2 separate regions of the Homo sapiens genome follow, and region 1 is linked to region 2. A link is an interaction called in ENCODE POLR2A ChIA-PET data of the cell type or tissue named here. Cell type or tissue: GM12878. All regions are shown on one strand. Each heading gives the region's core, and the rest is flanking DNA. Links, peaks and the distances in the headings are about the cores only. Region 1 has its middle 63 kb from the start of FAM124B. Region 2 overlaps CUL3 (cullin 3).

The links. Peaks named below come from ENCODE experiments on the same cell type or tissue, not always from the same donor. Only the 100,000 strongest peaks of a DNase experiment are listed, where the experiment ranks them.
Region 1: POLR2A ChIA-PET joins it to region 2 with 5 read pairs; 8 of 35 experiments call an interaction of 5 or more read pairs at or near these places.

Annotation. Positions count from the first base shown.
Region 1 is chr2:224,462,704-224,468,090 of GRCh38, forward strand. No RefSeq gene overlaps it. Among named protein-coding and RNA genes, the nearest start is that of FAM124B, 63 kb to the left of the region's middle. In GM12878, for the core only: no CTCF peak of the experiment used is centred there; no DNase peak of the experiment used is centred there.
Region 2 is chr2:224,576,720-224,582,106 of GRCh38, forward strand. The region is part of intron 1 of CUL3 (cullin 3); the gene reads right to left. Among named protein-coding and RNA genes, the nearest start is that of CUL3, 6.0 kb to the right of the region's middle. In GM12878, for the core only: no CTCF peak of the experiment used is centred there; no DNase peak of the experiment used is centred there; H3K4me3 peaks cover 2,454 bases; H3K27ac peaks cover 1,154 bases.

The sequences.
Region 1 (5,387 bases), core at 189-5,188, 110 kb before region 2:
CAATCTTGAACTTCCCAGCCTGCAGAACCATGAGCTAAATAAACCTATTTTCTTTATAAATTACCCAGTGTTGGGTATTCTTTTATAGTAACACAAAACAGATTATGACGGTTGGGTGCTTTGCATGTTGTGGATTATTGATAGCTACCAGCTAAATCAACCGGCCAATTCTACATCAATTCTTCAAGTTACTTTTAATATTCCAAACCCAAGGATGATAAATTATCAAATATATTGCCATCAGCATGAAAAGAATTAAGATATAAAATTATACTGTTGGACTTAATTTTACATGAGTTTTTACTGGCAAAAACACCTTTACATGGCCTTCCTCAAATGAATTGTACAATCATGTAAAAGGGTGGCCTTTAAAAAATTCAGAAATAATATTTCATGTTGTAGAGTAACAGAAGAAAAGAAATGTCAATACGAGAAAAACAAAATAGAATTTACATGCTGATCTCACATTGATATGTCTTGATCTTACTTTAATAAACTCTGATCACATTACTGTGTGGAAGTTATTAAACTTTTCAGGCTTCTATCTATAAAGAAAATAAACCTTGACATATGGTTCGTTAAACTAATTATAAATCTGACATTGCAGAAAAGATAAAATAATTTGTTTACTTGGTGTGGTAGGCTATTTAATGGCCCCCCAAGATGTCTATATCTTAATCCCCAGAACCTGTATGTTATTTTGTATGACAAATGGGACTTAGCAGATGTAATGATGTTAAAAATCTCGAGAGGCATGATTAGCCTGGGTTAGCTGTGGGCCTAATGTAATCACAGGGTTCTTAGGAGGAGAGAGAGTCAAAGAGAAAGTGATGTGACAGCAGAAAAAAGTACAAGAGGAGGCCAGGCGCAGTGGCTTACACCTGTAATCCCAGCACTTTGGGAGGCCAAGGCGGGCATATCACGAGGTCAGGAATTTGAGACCAGCCTGGCCAATATAGTGAAACCCCATCTGTACTAAAAATACAAAAATTAGCTGGGTGTGGTGGCACCTGTAGTCCCAGCTACTTGGGAGGCTGAGGCAGGAGAACCGCTTGAACCCAGGAGGCGGAGGTTGAGGTCAGCCAAGATGGCACCACTGCACACCAGCCTGGGCAACAGAGCGAGACTCCATCTCAAAAAAAAAAAAAAAGTGCAAGAGGACACAGATTTAAAGATGCTACACTGCTAGCTTAGAAGATGGAGGAAGAGCCCATAAGCAAGGAATGTAGGCAGCCCCTGGAAGCAGTTGGAGGCAAAGAAATGGATTCTCCCCTTGTGCCTCCAAGAGGCACCAACCCAAATGACACCTTGACTTTAGACTAGTGAGACTTATCTTGAACATCTAACTTTCCAAATTGTAAAAGAATAAATTTAACCCACTATGTCTGTGATAATTTGTTATAGCAACAACAGGAAATGTATATACTCATGCAAAAATAACCCATTTCATAGTAGCTTTCATTCTGACACGGATTCAAAATTAAGGAAATAATAAACAATAACAAAAAAAAGTTTTGGGGGGTGGGGGTGTATGAAAATACATCCAATCACTCCAGGGACTCTGGGAAATTGAAAGCCTGCTTGGGAAGGACTAGTAGATATATACGTGTCTTGGTGTATTAGTCCATTCTTGCATTGCTATAAAGAACTATCTGAAACTGGGAAATATATAAAGAAAAACTGTTTAATTGGTTCACAGTTCCACAGCCTGTATAGGAAGCATGGCTGGGGAGGCCTCAGGAAACTTACAATCATGGCAGAAGGTGAAGGGGAAGCAGGCACATCTTACGTGGCAGGAGCAGGAGAAAGAGAGAGAAGGGGGAGTTGCTACATGCTTTTAAACAACTAAATCTCATGAGAAATCACTCACTACCATGAGAACAGCAAGAGGGGAATCTGCCCCCATGATCCAATCGTAATTTGCCAGTAGATTTGGGTGGGGACACAAATCTAAACTATATCATTTGGGTTCTACATCAGGAAACAACTCATACCTAACCACAGGAAGTTGACTTACCATGGTTGGACTTCCATTAAATTCAAGAAAAATACAAATGTTTGTCACTATTGGTAGATCAGAATTTTCAAAAGAAAATGCTACATAGTGGATGAATTCAATGCAATTAAGGAGTCAAGTGTCCTCGACTGGCAACCAGAAGACTACATCTGGCAGTTGTACCATTTAGACTGTGGTCAAGTCCCAAGCTCTTTTCTCTATGGTGAGAATGTGTCTTAGTCTGTTCAGGCTGCTCTAACACAAATACCACAAACTTGGAGTCTCACTTGGTCACCCAGGCTGGAGTGCAGTGGCATAATCTTGGCTCACTGCAACCTCCACCTCCCAGATTCAAGCGATTCTTCTGCCTCAGCCTCCCAAGTAGCTGAGATTACAGGTGCGCACCACCACACCCAGCTACTTTTTGAATTTTTAGTAGAGATGGGGTTTTACCATGTTGGCCAGGCTGGTCTCAAATTCCTGTCCTCAAGTGATCTGCCCGCCTCGGCCTCCCAGAGTGCTGTGATTACAGGCATGAGCCACCTTGCCCGGCCAACAATTTTAAATTATACAGTTACACATCATAATTCTGGAGGTTAGATTTTCTCTGCACTTCAGAATCTAAACCCAAATTGTCTTGCCACATCTAAACAAACTCTCACAACACCAAGCCCTTCCTTGCTCCCTTCCTTCTGTTTCATCCTCATTGACTCCTGCGTAGCCATTTTGCCACGTTAGTGATTTTGCTTCCCAGTCTCTAGCACGAGAGAAGCAAGGAGGCTTTGAGAGTCTAGCACAGTGAAAAGGGGGGCAACTCACAGCCATTGCATAAATCATATAAATCTTTGGTTGTGCTAGATAAACAACACTTTTGTATATATGTAGACTTCTTTATATATTTTATATATTTCTAGTATTTTTACCAAGGAAGGGAGGTATTCACAGCATGTCACCTGATAATGATGCACTTAGCAATGGGAAATTAACTTAAAAACATTCTATTTCTTAGTAAACACATTTCCTAAAAAGTTCCATCTATATGGCCTTGTTCATGTATATACTTTTCTTGTCTAATACAGAATTTTACTTAATAATACGCTGTTTCTTAACAAAGGTAAAAGGTAGTGAAATAAAATCAGGGTTTAGACTCATTTTATTACTATGTGGTTTGCCATTTGGTGAACTGTGTATCTAGTCCTTTATAACAGATATTATCAATATAAAAAAAAGAAAAAATTACCAATCTGCCCTTTGGCTGTCTACTTTTAAGATTTGATGTCACTCATCATGCATATACAAATGTGCACACTAATGTACACATATATGCATACATGCATACAAGTGCAAAAAACGTACGCAAAAATAGATTTCAGTAGTGTGACTTTTCACAGCTGTTTTAGTTCTTTTTGGGTCATATTGATTGCAAAAAGTGAGGAAAATGGAATTTTTAAGGACTATAGGAAGTTCTTAGTAGATAATTTGTATATTTCAGGAAGTTACATTAGCAAAAGAGAGGGGAGAATACTATGATCTGGCTTTGTTTATAAATCAGTTTCTACACAATAAGCTCAGTTGATTACAGCATGATGTAATCAAGCTAATGAGACAGCTCGGGTTCATATGCAAGACCATTAACTCTACAAAAGTAGGGGTACCCTCCCCATTGTCTCATAAATGAATGCTGTTGTCATTAATGGGTCAGAATGAAGTTAGCATTTATTGAGAACTCACTAAGTGACAGATACCCTGCTAAGAGCTGTTACAGTGACAGCATGCCACCAGCTGCTCCTTTGGGAATTTAAGCTTCAATCTTCTAAGAGAGGTTGTAGAAGGGAAAGTCTCCCACAGTAGTGACAAAGCCATGCATCACTCAGTACTGCCACTGGATGTATTGTTAAGTCCTATGGAAAAGGAAATTTATATGGAGAAGTAAACATTAATAGGCTGTGTATCCACATGCAGGCCGAAGGAGCAATTACTGTGGCCAGGGTCATGAGAACAGCAATAATTAGTGAGTCTCCAAAGGGAAGGTGCATCTTTAGGGGCCAAAGTACAGGCTGGAAAGGGGCCCTTCCTGCTTAACCAATCTCGAGAATTGGAGTTTGATTTTGCCAAAGAGTTCATAGGTTTTCTTACATATTTAAGACCTTAATCTGTGTACTAATTTGATGAAATTAGTTTTATGAGTCTCATTTTGTTTACAAGACATAAAAGTTTTACAAACATGTATTTCTCTTAATTTGTGGCTCAAGAGAATATGGATCATTCTATGAAAGCTCATTAGTGAGAAATAATCCAAAAGTTATGTTTGGGGCCCAGCATGGTGGCTCACACCTCTAATCCCAGCACTCTGGGAAGCTGAGGCGGGTTGATCACCTGAGGTCAGGAGTTCCAGACCAGCCTGGCCAACATGGTGAAACCCTGTCTCTACTAAAAATACAAAAATGGGCTGGGTGTGGTGGCTGCACGCCTGTAATCATAGCTACTTGGGAGTCTGAGGCAGGAGAATCGCTTGAACCTGGGAGGCAGAGGTTACAGTGAGACAAGATCATGCCACTGCACTCCAGCCTGAGCAACAGAGCAAGACTTTGTCTCGAAAAAAAAAACCCAAAAGTTACATTTGAGTATTAGGGAGTTGGGAGTACCATGGTTCTTAAGGGAGTCACCTCCTGTCAGATTAAATTGACAATCATCAAAGACTAAATCTCAGTAGAAACACTGCATCATCTAGGTTGCAATAAAAATAGCCAAGATTACGGTTTATACTTATGTTTATGATCTTACAAAGTTGGTGGTACAAACATCTCAATTTTTGTCACCCAGATCTCACTAAATTGCTTCACAACCAATGGTTGCTATGGGGAAAAAAAAATCCAAATCTGTTCAGTAGGCACTCGCTTTTTTCTTAGACTTAGAATCACTCTTTTAGTGTTGCTATCTAAACTCTTAGAAATGGGATAGAGGTCACTGAGCTTTGAACACTTGGTTTCTAAATTCAACTTCTCCCAGTGGGAATACCTAATTAAAATGGTAAGATCACAGGTTGCCCTTTGCCTAGGAAGACACTATTACCAATTCTCCCTCTTCCTCCCCCTACCCATTAGGATCCACTGAGAGTTGGTTAGCTGTGATTAATACTGTCATCTGTGACCATGAGTAAGTAGCTTGAAATTAACTGGTCCACTTTGTAATCAAACCTCATTTGATCAACATGTTGTCTTAACCAGATGAGGCATTGTAACTGCAGATAAATTATGTTAAAGAAAACCCCACAACTTGCAAATCACATCAACATTCTCATCTGATCAGTGAAATTGGAAGTTTATGTTTTATTGTACCATGTACAATCAAAAGCAATGGTTCTCAAACTTAGCTGCCCACAAGAATCACC
Region 2 (5,387 bases), core at 57-5,056:
AGGAAAGGAAGGAAAAAAGAAAAACTAGATGTGTTTTTAGATGCACATTTAACGTACATATTATAGAACATGCAAACCAAATGAGTGTTTATTCCTTCAATAAAGTTACAAGAGGTTACACACTTACTCTAAGGATTACATGTGAATCATATATGAACTTCTGTTTTTGAAGCCACCCCTCAAGAGCCAACAGGATTCTTTAAGTATCCCAGTGGTACTAAACCCATATCCTTTGAGAATGCTTTCTTAGAACGATTCACAAACTGGCTCTGCAGGCTTTTCAAAACTTAAGTTCTAGAAGTTGTACAATAAAATGACAGGATCGCTAAAATAAGTGTATGGCATTCGATGTAACTGCTTGCAAAAACAACATCCAATTTTAATATTGGCCTAATCGTGGCTAAATATTGGTATAATAATAGTTAACTATCTGCTAAGTTCTATTTTAAAGCTTTATTTTATTTATCACACAACAAACCTGTAAGGTGGGTCTCATTAGCAGTCTCATTTTACACAGGGGAAAACTGAGGCTACAAGAAGTAACTTGTTAAAGGTTATGCAGCTAGAGGCCGGGCGCGGTGGCTCACGCCTGTAATCCCAGCACTGTAGGAGGATGAGGCAGACGGATCACGAGGTCAGGAGATCGAGATCATCCTGGCTAACACGGTGAAACCCCGTCTCTACTAAAAATACAAAAAAATTAGCCAGGCGTGGTGGCAGGCACCTGTAGTCCCAGCTACCAGGGAGGCTGAGGCAGGAGAATGGCGTGAACCCGGGAGGTGGAGCTTGCACTGAGCTGAGATCACGCCACTGCACTCCAGCCTGGGTGACAGAGCGGAGACTCTGTCTCAAAAAAAAAAAAAAAGGTGATGCAGCTAGAAAGACATGGAGCTGGTATTCAAGCCCACACTCTTAACTACTATGCTTTCAGTCTCTTTACTTTTTAGTCACATCCCTATATTCATATGTTGAATACTCCAGTGCAAAAGTAAATGAAAATTCTCTACAGACTATTCATAGTTTTATTCTCCTAAGTAGTCAAAGAAATGCAAATTAAAGCATTAAAGTACTATTTTTTCACCTATAAAATTAAACATACATTATGCTGGGTAAGATACTGCTACACAGAAGTTAAACGGATACAACCTTGAGAAATATAATTAATTCTTAAGAGTGCTCACTTTAGAGCCAGATTGCTTGGGTCAGAATCCTAGTTCTGCCACTTGGAAGAATACCTTAAGCAAATTATTTAGCCTCTCAAAGCCTCATTTGTAGAACAGATAATAGTAGTATTCAATAGAGTTTGCTCAAATGATTAAGTTTAGATATGCAGAGTACATGATAAGCATTTAGAAAGTGTTAGCTATTATTATTACCCTTATGGAGGTCAATTAGGTAATATATTTCAGTTACGTGCAGCCCAATAATTCCATAATCATAGATGGACTCAAATATTTATGTGTCTAAATAGTCATAGTTGCAATCTTTTTTAACAGAAAAAATATGGACTCCCTGGAATCAACCAAAATATTTGGCAATAGGGAAATGGTTAAGCAAACTGAAGTATGATAGTCATTAAAAACTATGTTTTCAAAAATTTACAGTAAGAAATTTTTTAACAGCAGCATATACAATGATTATCTTACCTTAATTTTACTGTCTGTTCAGCCAACAATATGAAATTAAAATTCCAAAAACACATGAAAATGTTAATGTTGTTTGTTTCCAAGTGGTAGGATTACAGGTGATTTTTTTTATTTCCCTACTTGTACATTTAGATAATTATCAATTTTTCTACCAGGAATATACATCATTGTTATAATTAGAAAAGCTACTAAAATAAATTCATTGCTTTAACAGACTATGGTTGAATAGTTTTCACAAGACACTGATAGACTAATAACTAATTGTAATTCATGTGTTAACTCAGTGATTTGTTCTTACTAGTAATACCTTTACATTCTGTTGACCTTACAATGGGCTAACAAGAACTACTTTTAAAAAAAAGTTGCATTATTTAAAACTACAAATTGTCTAGTAACTTTTATATAAACCTAACAGGACTACTAAAGACCATCCATGTACTCTGGAATGAAAATAACAAAAAATTCCCTTTAAAGTCCCCCAATGTATAATATAAAAAAAAGGCATACCACTTTTTCTAGCCTTAATCATATAATCTTCCTGAACTGGACAAATGCTTTCATCCCTTAACTTCATTTAATGAATGATGTACAAACAAATGAAGCATTCTCTAATTTGTTTGAATCAAGTTTGTGATTTATGTATTACTTAAAAAGCCAAATTTTTACATTATATTTCATATTACTTAAATAGTTTCTAATTCAATATTGGTACTAATAATTTTCCAGGTTCCTCTGAACTGCTATCTAGAAAGACAAGACAAAATAAATACTTTGTTAATAACAACCGTATGCTTTTATTTTTCTAACTTCTAAAGTCATAGTAGTACTAACAGCTATGACAATACTGGCTGTCCCAAAACTATAAACAGTATTAGTTTAAGTATAAGTAACACTTTAATGAATCTGTTTCACTTTGTTTCATAACATGAAAAATGAAAAGCAAATTTATAATTAATTCTCTGCTCAGTGTGATCTGCAAGACTACCATCCAGCTTTCCTCTATGTACCAGTCCAGGTAGTACTATGCCAACAACTACCTTCCCTAAGAAAGAGAAACCTACTATGAAGATGAAAGCTGTTCCCTCAAATCTGGCAAACATTTCTGTAGCTCGAAGAAAAGAAAAAAAAAAAAAGATTAACTGTACCCATCTGTCCTTAAGACTCTTCCTGTTCTTAAGTATATCACAAATGAACATAAAACTCCTTCACTAATGTGAGTCGCCCTGTATGTTCCAGCTAACAATCACTTCCAAACAGTTGCTGTCCATGCTACACAAGTGGAGTTCCTCTAGCATTAGGGAGTGGGCATTTTATCATAACACTCTTTCTCCTGATGAGTTAGCAAGCTTTTATAAACTAACTGAAGCTACTTCCAGGACCCCAGGGTAGAGATCTTAAGAGCCTGATTACATTCTGGAGACAGTCACCTTCATAACAGGTTTCCCAAACTCTGAAGGCTAGGCCAAGAAAGGCTTTATTACCGTTTGATACAGGAAAGGACAGCATTTTCATTCAAACGTATCCTCTCCAATTCTAATCAAGCTCATCAAACCCATGTGGGCAAAACCCCAGACAGTAAAAATGGTAAGAAATGATTTTTCAAAGATAAAGATAATAAAAGGTTCACCTGAAAGCAACTAATCCTACATAGTGGAACAAAGCCCAGGAGTAAGGAAGAGACTCCCTGGGGCAGAATTATTTGATCCAGACCCACATTATTTCCAGAAGTTTCACAATTACAGCCTGCTTTCTTTAAAAAGTTTTGTGGTCCTTGTTCCTCTGCATACAAATTAAAATTTAAACATTATCAAAAAGATGTGAAATGATACATTTTGTGCAAGGCGGGAAAGCTTATAAACTGGAATAAACTTTTCCTTTGTCAACAGCTTACAAATACAGAAACGTCCTTATTGTCTTCCATCTTAAAAAGAACTTCTAGGAAAAGGTCTATTTAAAAATGCAAATTGTGCATTAAACTGTTGTGTATTATAACTTCTACAGACAATGATGAAGGTATACTTAAAATACGCACTAAGGCTGAAACGCGGTGGCTCACAGCTATAATCCCAGCACTTTGCGTAACAGCGGTGGGCTGATCACCTAAGATCAGGAGTTCAAGACCAGCCTGGCCAACATGGCGAAACCCCATCACTACTTAAAATACAAAAATTAGCCAGACGTGGTGGCGCAAACCGGTAGTCCCAGCTACTTGGGAGACTGAGACACAAGAATCGGTTGAACCCAAGAGGTGGAGGCTGCAGTGAGCCAAGATCGTGCCACTGCACTCTAGCCTGGGCGACAGAGCAAGACTCTGTCTCAAAAAAGAAAAAAAAAATGCACTCAAAACACTAAAAAGAATCTGATATTACTGATGGGAATTTATCTGGAGTAGTATCTATAAAATATCCAGTAAGTTCAATTACCACTCTATTTTGCAATGAAAACAATCTCAAAACACAATTCTATATTTTTTTACAAGTTAATTTTGTAAAACAATCTGAGATGAGTGCTTGAGATTTTTTTTTTTTTTTAAGACAAGAGTCTTGCTCTAAGGCCTAGGCTGGGGAATGAAAGAAATGGGGGCGTGGATTTTGGTCAAAGGATACAAGTTTTAAGATGAATACATTGTGGAGATCAAATGTGCAGCACAGTTAAGAACAGTTAATAATACTATATTACATATTTTACATTTGCTATGGCAGTAGATCTTACTTGTTCTCATCACACAGACATAAAAAACAGAACTATTGGCCGGGCGTGGCGGCTCACACCTGTAATCCCAGCACTTTGAGAGGCCAAGGCAGGCGGATCACGACGTCAGGAGTTCAAGACCAGCCTGACCAACATGGTGAAACCCCATCTCTACTAAAAAGACAGAAACTAGCCAGGCGTGGTGGCACACGCCTGTAATCCCAGCTACTTGGGGAGGCTGAGGCAGAAGAATCGCTCGAACCCAGGAGGCGGAGGTTGCAGTGAGCTGAAACCGTGCCACTGCACTTCAGCCTGGGTGACAGAGCGAGTTTCCATCTCAAAAAAAAAAAAAAGAGGTGATTATGTGTTAGCTTGATGGTAGTAATCATGTCAGAATGTATACATATATCAAAACATCATGTACATCTTAAACATATATAATTTTTCTTTTCTTTTTTTTTTTTTTGAGACAGTCTCACTCTGTTGCCCAGGCTGGAGTGCAGTGGCACGATCTTGGCTCACTGCAACCTCTGCCTCCCAGGTTCAAGTGATTCTCGTGCCTTAGCCTCCCGAGCAGCTGGAATTATAGGCGTGTATCACCACACCTGGCAAATTTTTGTATTTTTAGTAGAGACAGGGGTTTGCATGTTGGCCAGGCTGGTCTCCAACTCTTAACCTCAGGACCTCAGGTGATCCGCCTGCCTTGCCTCTCCCGAAGTGCTAGGATTACAGGTGTGAAGGTGTGAATCACCTTGCCCGGCCGAGTGCTTGACACTTTTGGTGAAACTACAGTTTCCCTTAAATTACAGTAAGTATACATCCAAACAACAGATGTAAAATACAATAATTTTTAAATATGTACATATGTGGAACCATAAACAATTAAGGATGTACATATGTATAACCATAAACAATTTTTTTTTTTGAGACAGAGTTTCGCTTTTGTTGCCCAGGCTGGAGTGCAATGGCGCGATCTCAGCTCACTGCAACCTCGGCCTTACAGGTTCAAGCGATTTTCCAGCCTTAGCTTCCCAAGTAGCTAGGTTTACA